2 separate regions of the Homo sapiens genome follow, and region 2 is linked to region 1. A link is a contact called in ENCODE Hi-C or POLR2A ChIA-PET data. All regions are on one chromosome and are shown on one strand. Each heading gives the region's core, a stretch centred on a gene start or an enhancer-like site at or near the end of the contact. The rest is flanking DNA. Distances are from core to core; before and after follow the strand shown. Region 1 overlaps LINC03036 (long intergenic non-protein coding RNA 3036). Region 2 overlaps DENND10 (DENN domain containing 10).

Region 1 (5,559 bases), core at 1,278-3,777:
TTGATGTTTTCTTCCTCTGTTTTTTCTGTTCTGTCATTCTGGGGTGCCTATTATTTTCATGCTGGACTTCTTGAAGTTGTCCCCTCATTTTCTGTATTTTTCTTTACCGTTTGCTCTGCTTATCTTTAACTTCTAAGTCTTCTATTGAGTTTATTTCTGCTATCTTAAGGTTATTTTTGGTTCACTAAATGTTTCTTTTTTTAAAAAACAGTGTCTTGTTCAGATTTCCTGGAGTTAATATTTTTGCTATTCTCTTTGAAAATCTAAAACTGAAAAATTAGTGGTTCCTCCTCCTCCAAAGATTTTCCCTCCCTGCAGTTTGTTTTCTTCAAGTTGTTTTTATATACTTGATTTTTTTTTTTTTTTGGTCTGTCTTTCGTGTACAAAGTTTTACTTCGCTATCCTGGCAACCCTTGCCTATCCAGTCATATTTAAAATTATGTACTAAGATGCTGACTGGGCACTCTGATTGCAGGAGTGGTCTTATCAAGTGCAGGCCTCACTGGATGACAGTGATGTTCAATTTTTGCTGCATGTTGGAATCACCTGGGGAGCTTTTATTTTTTAGGAGAGGGAGCTTTTCAAACCCGGATGTCTGGGCCCTCCCCAGATTAATTAAATCAGAATCTCTGGAGGGTGGGGCTCTGGGATTGGTATTTTTTAAAGCTCCCAGAGTGGTTCTAATTGCAGTCAGTTGAGAACGTTGCTCCAGGGTGATTGAGTTCAGCTGTTTTGAGAAACAACCATAACAGTAGAAACGTAAGTAGACTCTGGAAACTTGTAGTCGTACCTGTCAAGTATGGTATACTGATTCCCACCCTCTAAAATAGAAAATGTGGGAAATAATACAGAGTGGGTGTAAGATATTGTGTTTTCTCTGACAGGAGTTAATTCCAAGTTAAAAGAAAGCAGAGAACACTTTTTTTTTTTGTCTTCACCTCTATCATTCATCCTTAGAAGATAAAAAACAAATGTCAGCACCCGTAGCCCTTTTCTCTTGAGTTGGTCATATTCTCCCGTGAAGAATTTTCCAGTCTCCTCCTTCCTTGGCCAGCATTCTGAGATCTGAGTGGGGGAAGGAGACTGTGGGTCTTGATATCCAATATGTAAGCTTTAATTTAATTTCCCGTTTTCAGTGCAGTTCCTCCCTCCCCACAGGTCCCTGGTGTCCCCCATTGCAGAGACAGCTGTGTTACTTTCTCTAGAGAATCAGGGTCCAGTCTCCCGCTGGGGCAGGAGGTGCATTTGGCCAACCATGAGGAGTGGGAGAAGTAATTAGGGTCTGTCTGCTTGCACAGACTTTCAGCTTCTCTTCCTGCTTTCAACCTCACTTTCACCCCTGCCACCAGGGGCAGCCGGCACTGCCCATCTCTCCATCATGGTGGGATTTCTTGGTGTAAACCAAGCTGAGTCTCAGCTTCCCCACTCAGCTTTCTTGATTCATCAGTTACCAGATTCCAAAAAGTTGTTCCTGCTGTTCCTCATCCTTTTTATTCTCATGTGTTTATTCCTTTAAAGCATCCCTTTTATTGTTTTAACGGGACTCAGGGAGGAATCGCAGGTGGATGTGTATCGGCCGTTATCTTTCATCACATGTGTTCACCATTACCATATAAAGAATTTGTCCTATCACTTTGTGTGGACATGTGAGTCATTTTAATTTTGGGAAAAGGCTCTTTAACAATTGCAAAGTTAACTATTCAGATGTAATTTATTTTCTGTGAGGCACAGGTTTCACTGTGAACCTTCCAGGTCGTGGCTGATGTCTGAAGACTGTATTGAACATTGATGGGACACACTTTTTTTTTTAAAATTTTAAGTTCTGGGATACGTGTGCTGAACGTGCAAGTTTGTTACATGGTATATGTATGCCATGGTGGTTTGCTGCGCCCATCAACTCATCATCTAGGTTTTAAGCTGCATATGCATTAGGTATTTGGATGGGACACACTTTTTAAGAACCAACTTGGTTCTTCTTTAGCTCAGACGTGTAATGGAATGTATCAGAGACGCCGCTGAGTGGTGAGCTTGGGGATTTCTGTCACACTTCTTCCTCTGTGTTGGTTTCAAGTCACAATGGCTGCTGCTATGTGTTTTACAGACTTTTTTTTTTTGTCCCCCAGGAGAGCTAGAGTTATGTATTTGGTTTTGTTTGGACGTAAACATTTCTTCCTCTATTGACCAGTGCCAGGATTTATAAAGTTGAACTCTGAACCATGGACTCAGAAATGTATTTCACTGAAATAAAAGAAGACAGAGTCTCCGGGCAGTGGATTTCCAGGGAGGTGTCTTGAAATAGGGATCCATGTGGTTCTATTTTTGACCAAGTGGTTCAGGCAGGAGGAGGGGTAACCGGAGGGGCCGGGGGTCCTTGGGGAAGCTGTTGCCTATGTGGTTCCCTGGTCTGCCAGTCAAGGAGGGGGTAGGCACAGCTGTGGCCAGGTTGAAGACCAGGTTTCTTGAGTAAGACCCCAGACAGCAGGTGGGGAGTGAGATGCCCAGAAATCCGGATTCTTGGCAGGTGGCCAAGCACAGTGAACTTTTCATGAACCGTTTCAGTGTCTCATCTTCCCTAAGGTAGAGGCAACTCTGAGGAAGGGGAAGGAGGCCATGTCACAAGAAAGAATCCAGACTTTGCTAGTTAAGAGGGCCCTCGTCTTACTAACTGGGCACACTTTTCCTGTAAAGTACGATCTATAAAGTAGTACATGGCAAACATTTTTAGGTTTTGTGGGCCTTTAAGGTCTGTGTTGCATTTTCCTTTCTTTCCTTTCTCTTTCTCTCGTCTTCCTTTTCCTCTCTTTCCACAACATTTCCCCCCTCACCCTCTCTCCTTTCATCAGAGACAGGGTCTTGCTATGTTGCCCAGGCTGGTTTCAAACTCCTGGGCTCAAGCAATCCTGCCTCGGCCTCCCAAAGTGCTGGGATTACAGGTGTGAGCCACCGAGCGCGGCCTTTTCTTTTTGTTTTATACAACCCTTTAAAACCATTCTTGGCTTGCTGGCCATATAAAGAGGCTGCAGGCTGGACATGGCCCCAGGGCTGCAGTTAGCCAATCCCTGCACCACACCGCCCGGTTTATTTCCCTCCTAGAGCCTCTCACAGTCTGAAGTCTTACTCTGTTTATTTTCTGTTTCCTCTGCCATAATGTGAACTCCCTAAGGGCTGAGGACTGGGCTGCTTTATTCTCTGCTGTGTCCTTAGGCCTATGGCAGTTAGGAGCAGAGAGCGGCCACTCGAATGTTGGCTGAATGAGTGGATGTGTTATTAGTTCTAGATGAAAATCTCCGGTAGCTCATCTGTGAAACAGGAGACCTTGAAGAAGTCATGTTCTGAGATTTTTTTTTTTTTTTTTGACACAGTCCCGCTTTGTCACCAGGCTGGAGGGCAGTGGTGCCATCTCAGTTCACTGCAACCTCCACCTCCTGGGTTCAAGTGATTCCCTTGCCTCAGCCTCCCGAGTAGCTGGGATTACAGGCACCCGCCACCACGCCTGGCTAACTTTTGTATTTGTAGTAGAGACAGGGTTTCACCATGTTGGCCAGGGTGGTCTTAAACTCCTGACCTCAAGTGATCCGCCCGCCTCAGCCTCCCAAAGTCCTGGGATTACAGGCGTGAGCCACCACACCCGGCCTCGTGTGCTGAGATTCTAATTCCCAGAGCAATGTGGGGATTTGGTTCTTCTATAGTTGTGTGTGGATTTCTTAGACCTCCCGGAGGGCTCCTGTGAGCAGGGGAGAGGAAAAGCAAACAGCCCAGGAGCTGTGGGCTGCCCCTCACCCCTCGCCCCTTCTTTCCACCGCCTCAGGCCCATTCTGCCCATGTGCAAAGAGGGATTTTTCTGTAAAAATGGGTCTTACCCTATCAATCTTCTGTTGATAACTTGCTGCCCCAGCTGCTGTACAAACACACATGATAGTCCAATTATTTAAAATCAGGTACAAGCACAGGCACTGGCCAATCAAGGCAGGTGGTGGCTACAAGGCCTCTCCGCCGACTTCTCCAGCCTTGGCCCAGGCTCTCCCCTGCACCTGGGCTTTTGCCACGACAAATGTTTCCACCTTCTTTGAATATCCCACGTCTCTCTTCTTTGTTGATGCCCTTTCTTCCACCTGGAATGGACTTCCCCAAGCTTTTTTTTTTTTTCTCTTTTGCCTGGTAAACTCCTATGCATCCTTTGAAGCCCAGCTCAACTGTCAGCTCCTCTGTCCCCCAGGCACTTAGCTGCTCCCTTATCTGCACTCCCATAGCACTTCAACCCTTCTTGGCCATATACTTCCGTGAGATTATTGTCAGTGATTTGGGTTTGTCTCTCCTCTGGATTTGGTCCTCAATGTCTGGCTCCTAAATGTACTCAATAGATGTTTACAGAATGAAAGGGGTGTAGATCAAAAGAATGACAATCACATGGTAGATTCCAGGGAGCAAGCGTCTGGGCCCAAGTGGACACCTCCCTCCTGGGTTTTCTCCCTCCTGGGTTTTCTCCCTCCTGGGTTTTCTCCCTCCTGGGTTTTCTCCCTCCTGGGTTTTCACGTTTGGCTTCATTGCAGGTGCAAGTGGACATTTTTGTGAGACTCACGAGTTGAGAGAATTGGATGGCAGAACCGGGCAGCTGGTCCTTTAAGAACTGGCACCCATTCTGCCAGTGCCCCAGGCTCACTGCAGCCATCTGGAGGAGGTGGAGCTGCGAGGCTGAGGGCAGGAGGAGGGCTGAGTCCAAATCTGGAGACCCCACTCGGAGGCAGGGGACTCACTGGGGAGCCGCCTCACCGCTGTGGGCCTGGCCCCTCCTGTTCCCGCTGAAGTGCCCCCCTCCGAGGTTGCCTCTGAGGTCCCTTCCAGAGCAATAGCGTCGGGGACTCTGCAAAACATGTTTGGTTATCAAATCAGATCCTTTCTTGGCTGATTAAAACCCACCACCCATTCCTTAAATGCCGCCTCCCCTGGAAGTCCCCTCCAGCTCCGAGTCCAATTCCCTCTCTGGGACCTCCAAGCTCCGAGCCACATTGTGCACAGGGTATGGCCGTGACCCAGAATAACAGCAGCTGTGCCCAGAGTACGGCTGAGCATGGACACAGCACTGAGGGTGCACCTGGCAACGCGTGCAGCTCGGTGCTCACAACAGCCTCCTCACCCCAGCATACAGTGCGGCTCAGAGAGGGGAGGTGGCCAGCTGTCTGTGAGCTCCCTGGGCCACCCCTGAGGTCACCCACAAACAGTCCCTGCCCACACTGGCAGCTTCCTGTCTCTCTTCTGAGGGTGTCCTCTGGCTGAAGGAGTGTGCTGGCCTCAGCAGTGGCCTGGTCTGATGTACCAAGTGCCAGGGAGTTGACACCCTGGTGCATCCCCTAAATCCCCAACCACTGAGGGCAGGAGGTGGTAGATAAAAGCCACAGTCCCACCTCAGTGGGACAGCTCGGGGGCGCTCCAGGCTTTCTCCAAAGGGTTCCCTGTGGGGTGAGCCAGCCACGGTGGAGGACGCTCAAGGCTCCCTGCTAATGGTTGCCCCACTTTCCCAGCTGTGCTTCCTGGGATCATGTCCCAGAGAAGCCACCTGCA
Region 2 (5,559 bases), core at 1,746-4,245, 150 kb before region 1:
ATGGTCCAGTCCTGTCGGTGCCACACCAGGGCAGGCAGAGTCCTGGGGAATCAAGGCAAGAACTCAAGTTGTTGCTGGTCCACACCTTAAAGACTCAGCCTGCCCCCTTCTCCTCTTCCTGAGAAGGAAATGAAGAGGGTAGAGTCTACAGCTAATCAGGGACAGAGGTGAGACCAAGCCCCAAATGTGCTAACCTCTGGGCTTCAAATTAAAGCAATGCAATGTTTTACTATTTATTTTTTTGAGATGGAGTTTCACTCGTCACCCAGGCTGGAGTGCAATGGCGCGATTTTGGCTCACTGCAACCTCCACCTCTGGGGTTCAAGTAATTCTCCTGCCTCAGTCTCCCAAGTAGCTGGGACTACAGGTGCCTGCCACCACGGCCCGGTTAATGTTTGTATTTTTAGTAGAGATGGGGGTTCACCATGTTGGCCAGGCTGATCTTGAACTCCTGACCTCAGGTGACCCACCTGCCTTGGCCTCCCAAAGTGCTGGGATTACAGGCGTGAGCCACTGCACCCAGCCTCTCTGCAATGTTTTAAACTCTGCTTTTGGGGATCAGATCAGCTACAGAAAGCTCAAGGTGAAGTTTCAAAAGATCCCTGTGGTAGCAAAGAGTGACGCTTCTAAGGTTTTCCTCTGAAAAATCCCACTCTGGAGACTGCCATGGAAAGGGAGTCTAAGGGTAAAATTCAAAGTCACCTCTGCAAGCAAGAAATTTTCTGGAAGTCTCCCATTTATATTTAAAATTTTAGTAAAACTCGCAAACCAAGTGTGTTTGTTTCCCTAAGACATAGATTTCTCTGAAAAAAACTTATGGTAGAATAATGACTGCAACAAGATGTATCAAATTTATCTGTGGCTTCATGAACCCCTGGTGCCCTGCTAAATATCTCAGAAGCTGTGACCGCTCCAGTTTAAGGAGCATACGTAGAGGGGGAAAAGGTGATGGGATAGAAAATATGGGCTTTTGGACCCAGAGAGGGCAGGGTGAAAGTTCTGTCTCTCTCACTTAAAATCTGATGCAATCATGATCATAACAATAATAACTTCTAAAGTGTGTCTTACAGGCTAGGTACATGTTAAGCATCTTACATAAATTATTTCCAGTCTTAACAAACTTGTAAGTAGATATTACGATCTTCATTTTACAGATAAAGGAACACAGGCTCAGAAACAATCAATACCTTTTGTTTTGTTTCTGTGACAGGGCCTCACTCCGTCGTCCAGGCTGGGGTGCAGTGACGTGATCATGGCTCACTGCAGCCTCCACCTCCTGGGCTCAAGCGATTCTCCCACCTCAGCCTCCTGTGTAGCTCAGGCTACGGGTGCATGCCACCATGCCTGGCTAATTTTTGTATTTTTTTATAGAGATGGGGTTTTGCTGTGTTGCCCAGTCTGGTCCTGAACTTCTGGTCTCAGGCAATCTGCTAACCTCAGCCTCCCAAAGTGCTGGGATTACAGGTGTGAGCCACCATGCCCGGCCAACATTATCTTTTATGTGTTCACAGAGCTAATAAGTTGCCCTCCCAAGATTTTAACTCAGGTCTTTCTGACTATGAAGCCTTTGTTCTTTTCATTACCTTATACCTATACTCTGCCAACCTTAATTTTCTCATTCATAAAACAGGGTAAAAATACTTCCTTGCAGGGTTCTTGTTATGAGTAAATTTAATAATTTAAGGTATCTTACAAAATGCCTGACATACAGTAAACCCAACACGAATGCTAAGTCCTCTTGCTTTTAAAGAAGGACCTGGCCGGGCACAGTGGCTCATGCCTGTAATCCCAGCACTTCAGGAGGCCGAGACGGGCAGATTACGAGGTCAAGAGATCGAGACCATCTTGGCCAACATGGTGAAACCCCATCTCTACTAAAAATACAAAAATTAGCTGGGCGTGGTGGTGCGCACCTGTAGTCTCAGCTACTCGGGAGGCTGAGGCAGGAGAATTACTTGAACACGGGAGGTGGATGTTGCAGTGAGCCAAGATCGCGCCACTGTACCACTCCAGCCTGGTGACAAAGCGAGAGATTCTGCCTCCAAAAAAAAAAAAAAAAAAAAAAGGACCTAATGGCTGGGTGTGGTGGTTCATGTCTGTAATCATCTCAACGGAGGCAGGAGAATCACTTGAGCCTAGGACATCGAGACCAGCCTGGCCAACATAGTGAGACCCCAGAAACCCCATCTCGACAAAAAATATAAAAAAAATAAAAATGAAAAAAATTTAAAAGGACCTAATAACAAGTTAGATTTAGTAAACAAAAAATCTTTAAAAATCTGTATGGCAGGTGGGGGAGCTGTTAGAGGGGACAGGGCCTGGCAGGCACCTCCTGGCCCTGAACTGACCCTCCTGGCAAAAAAATTATTAACAACAACAAAATCTACATTTATTTTGGCCGGGCACAGTGGCTCACACCCGTAATTCCAGCACTTTGGGAGGCCAAGGCATGAGGATCACTGGAGCCTATGAGTTTGAGACCACCCTGGGCAACACAGCAAGACCCCATCTCTACTAAAAATGAAAATAAAATTTAAAAAATCTATATGTACTATCAAAGTAAGAGTCTTTGTCCTGCTCTAAAACTTTTTAATTAAAACAAGAAAAAAAAAAGAGTCTTTGATAAAACTGAACAGAAGGAACAATTTACCTGAAACGGGTCAGCAAACTATGGCCCACAGCCTAGCTGCCTGTCCTTGAAAATAAAATTTCATTGACCACAGCCATGCTGAGTCATTTATGTACGTGTCCTCCATGGTTGCTTTTGTGCTACCTAGGCAGTTGAGTAGTTGGGGCAGTGACCATATGGCTCACAAACCTAAAATATTTACTGTCTGGCAAGGAAAAGTTTGCTAATCCCCTGCTCTAAAATAGTCATAAATAGTCCAAATCAGTAACCTTGAACTACTAGAGCTAAACAGAAACTTCAGACCAAAGGTGGTATTTCACCACATGCTATTTATAGCAAATGTGCAACACAGCAGAGCACACAGTAACATCTAGTGCTGCGAACTGTCTGCCAACAAAGTTAACACTTTTTTATAATTAGAGGTGATACCTGGTGAACTCCTGGACCGCTTCTATCTTGGGGTGATACACCACAATTCTTTTCTTTAGCATCAGTGCTGTGTGTAAGATAACAGTTTCCATTCCAAACTGAGATACAATGTCTTCAAAAAAGAGAAATTGTAATGTTACTGCATTACACATCATGCAAAGAAATAAAGATTTTTTTTTCTTTTTTTCTTTTTTCTTTTTTTTTTGAGACCGAGTCTCACTCTGTCACCCAGGCTGGAATGCAGTGGCAAGATAGTTGCTCACCGCAACCTCTGCCTCCTGGGCTCAAGCGATTCTCCTGCTTCAGCTTCCCGAGTAGCTGGGATTACAGGCACACACCACCACACCTGGCTAATATTTGTATTTTTAGTAGAGACGGGGTTTCACCATGTTGGCCAGGCTAATCTCGAACTCCTGACCTCAAGTGATCCACCCACCTCAGCCTCCCAAAGTGTTGGGATTACAGGTGTGAGTCACAGCACCTGACGTACAAAATTATTTTTAATACAGAGAATTTAGGCAAATGTTGTAAAGCATACAAACACTTTATTTGGTGGAAGAGTAGATCTATCCTATGTCAGCTTCCCAGGACGTGTGCTCTGCCCCGCAAGGGACTCTATGATGGGATGCATAGAGGAAGCTAGACTCACAAAAAACTGAAACAACTGATGTGAAGGGAACCAGCATCTTTCTGTATCATTAAAACTTCCTGATTTAAAAAAAAAAAAAAAAATGTCTGCCAGGTGCAGGGTGACTCATGTCTGTAATACCAACACTTTGGGAGGCCAAGGTGGGAGGATCACTTGAGCCCAGGAGTTTGAGACCAGCCTGGGCAACACAGGGAGACTGTCTCTAAAAAATGTTTAAAAATTAGCTGGGGCTGGGCACAGTGTCTCACACTGTAATCCCAGCGCTTTGGGAGGCCTAAGCAGGCAGGTCATCTGAGGTCAGGAGTTTGACACCAGCCTGGCCACCATGGTGCAACCCCATCTCTACCAAAAATACAAAATTAGGCTGGGCACAGTGGTTCACACCTGTAATTCCAGCACTTTGGGAGGCCGAGGCGGGTGGATAACCTGAGGTCAGGAGTTCGAGACCAGCCTGGCCAAAATGGTGAAACCCCATCTCTACTAAAAATACAAAAATTAGCGGCCGGGCGCGGAAGCTCATGCCTGGAATCCTAGCACTTTGGGAGGCCGAGGCAGACGGATCACCTGAGGTCAGGAGTTCGAGACCAGCCTGACCAACATGGAGAAACCCCATCTGTACTAAAAATACACAATTAGGCAGGCGTGGTGGCACATGCCTGTAATCCCAGCTACTTGGGAGGCTGAGGCACTTGAACCCAGGAGGCGGAGGATGCGGTGAGCCAAGATCGCGCCACCCAGCCTAGGCAACACTTGTTGGAGCAAAACTCCATCTCAAAGAAAAAAAAAAAAAAAATTAGCTGGGTGTGGTGGCAGGTGCCTGTAGTCCCAGCTACTTGGGAGGCTGAGGCACGAGAATCACTTGAACCTGGGAGGCAAAGGTTGCAGTGAGCTGAGATTGTGCCACTGCACTCCAGCCTGGGTGACACAGTGAGACTCTTGACTCAAAAAAAAAAAAAAAAAAAAAAATTAGCTGGGCATGGTGGTGTGCACCTGTAGTCCCAGCTACTCGGGAGGCTGAGGTGGAAGGATTGCTTGAGCCCAGGAAGTTAAGGCTACAGTGAGCCGTAATTGTACCACTGCACTTCAGCCTCAGTAACAAAGCAAGACCCTGTCTCAAAAGGAAAAAAAAAAGTCTATTAACTCCCCCATGTCCCCCAGTATAATTACTTAAGTCCTTAAGTTAGCCTGACAAACACCTACCACCTCAACAGGGATGCTGAGAAAATTCAAAGAACAGCGGGATCAAAAGGAAAGACAGATGGGCACCATGGGAGGACATGACAGAGGGCAGCCTCGCCTTCAGAGTTCCCCTCGCCTCCTGCTCAGGGACCCTGAAGTCTGTGGCTTAGGCCTGAGCTGTCTGCATTTTGGATTTTCCAGCTGGAACTTAAATTAGGAGTTTGTGGTCAAGGCCTTGGGCTCTTCAGATGACAGAGATAACTGCTAAGATCTAAGAAAAGAAATGTAATCCATGAAGACCTCGAGGCACAAAATTCAGCCCACCAGCGAGAAAATATTTCTAAAATAGCCAATAGAATAATATGGAAACAAACACCACAAAAACCTGTTTTCCTCTGAGAGAATTCTAACTCAATAAGGAAATACGGGGGTTAAAGGCACCCTCTTGTGTACAAATGATATGAAAAATATGTAAATGAAAATAACGTATGGAAGGATTAGAATTATCTAATAACTAGATAATTCTAATTAGATAATCTAATTATGTAATTATTCTATTAGGCACAATAGGATCTAATGAGACTGTTTTTGGCTTGGGGATTTTGTTGTTGGAAGGGTTTTGTTTTTACCTTCTTTTTTTTGTTTTTTGTTTTTTTTTTGAGACGGAGTCTCG

What was found. A loop is a pair of places that touch in the nucleus more often than their neighbours do. ChIA-PET counts read pairs that join two places held with the same protein, here RNA polymerase II (POLR2A). Pooled maps may share reads with other maps.
Region 2: a pooled map shows a loop between it and region 1 (4-fold over the local background). The contact joins two enhancer-like sites. A Hi-C loop is called at or near these places in 1 of 37 single-sample maps with no recorded cell type and 3 of 50 pooled maps. POLR2A ChIA-PET finds 5 or more read pairs at or near these places in 3 of 52 experiments (H1, activated CD8-positive, alpha-beta T cell and endothelial cell of umbilical vein).

The regions. Positions count from the first base shown.
Region 1 is chr10:118,967,844-118,973,402 of GRCh38, reverse strand. The region is part of intron 2 of LINC03036 (long intergenic non-protein coding RNA 3036); the gene reads left to right. Among named protein-coding and RNA genes, the nearest start is that of LINC03036, 59 kb to the left of the region's middle. Within about 2 kb of position 2,527, at least 2 of the 41 ENCODE cell types and tissues checked have a DNase peak (open chromatin) inside an H3K27ac peak, as active enhancers do.
Region 2 is chr10:119,117,952-119,123,510 of GRCh38, reverse strand. It overlaps DENND10 (DENN domain containing 10), which reads right to left. Exons shown (of 9, transcript NM_207009.4): 5 at 3,059-3,170; 6 at 1-42. Among named protein-coding and RNA genes, the nearest start is that of DENND10, 17 kb to the right of the region's middle. RefSeq lists an enhancer at 2,660-2,954. Within about 2 kb of position 2,995, at least 7 of the 41 ENCODE cell types and tissues checked have a DNase peak (open chromatin) inside an H3K27ac peak, as active enhancers do.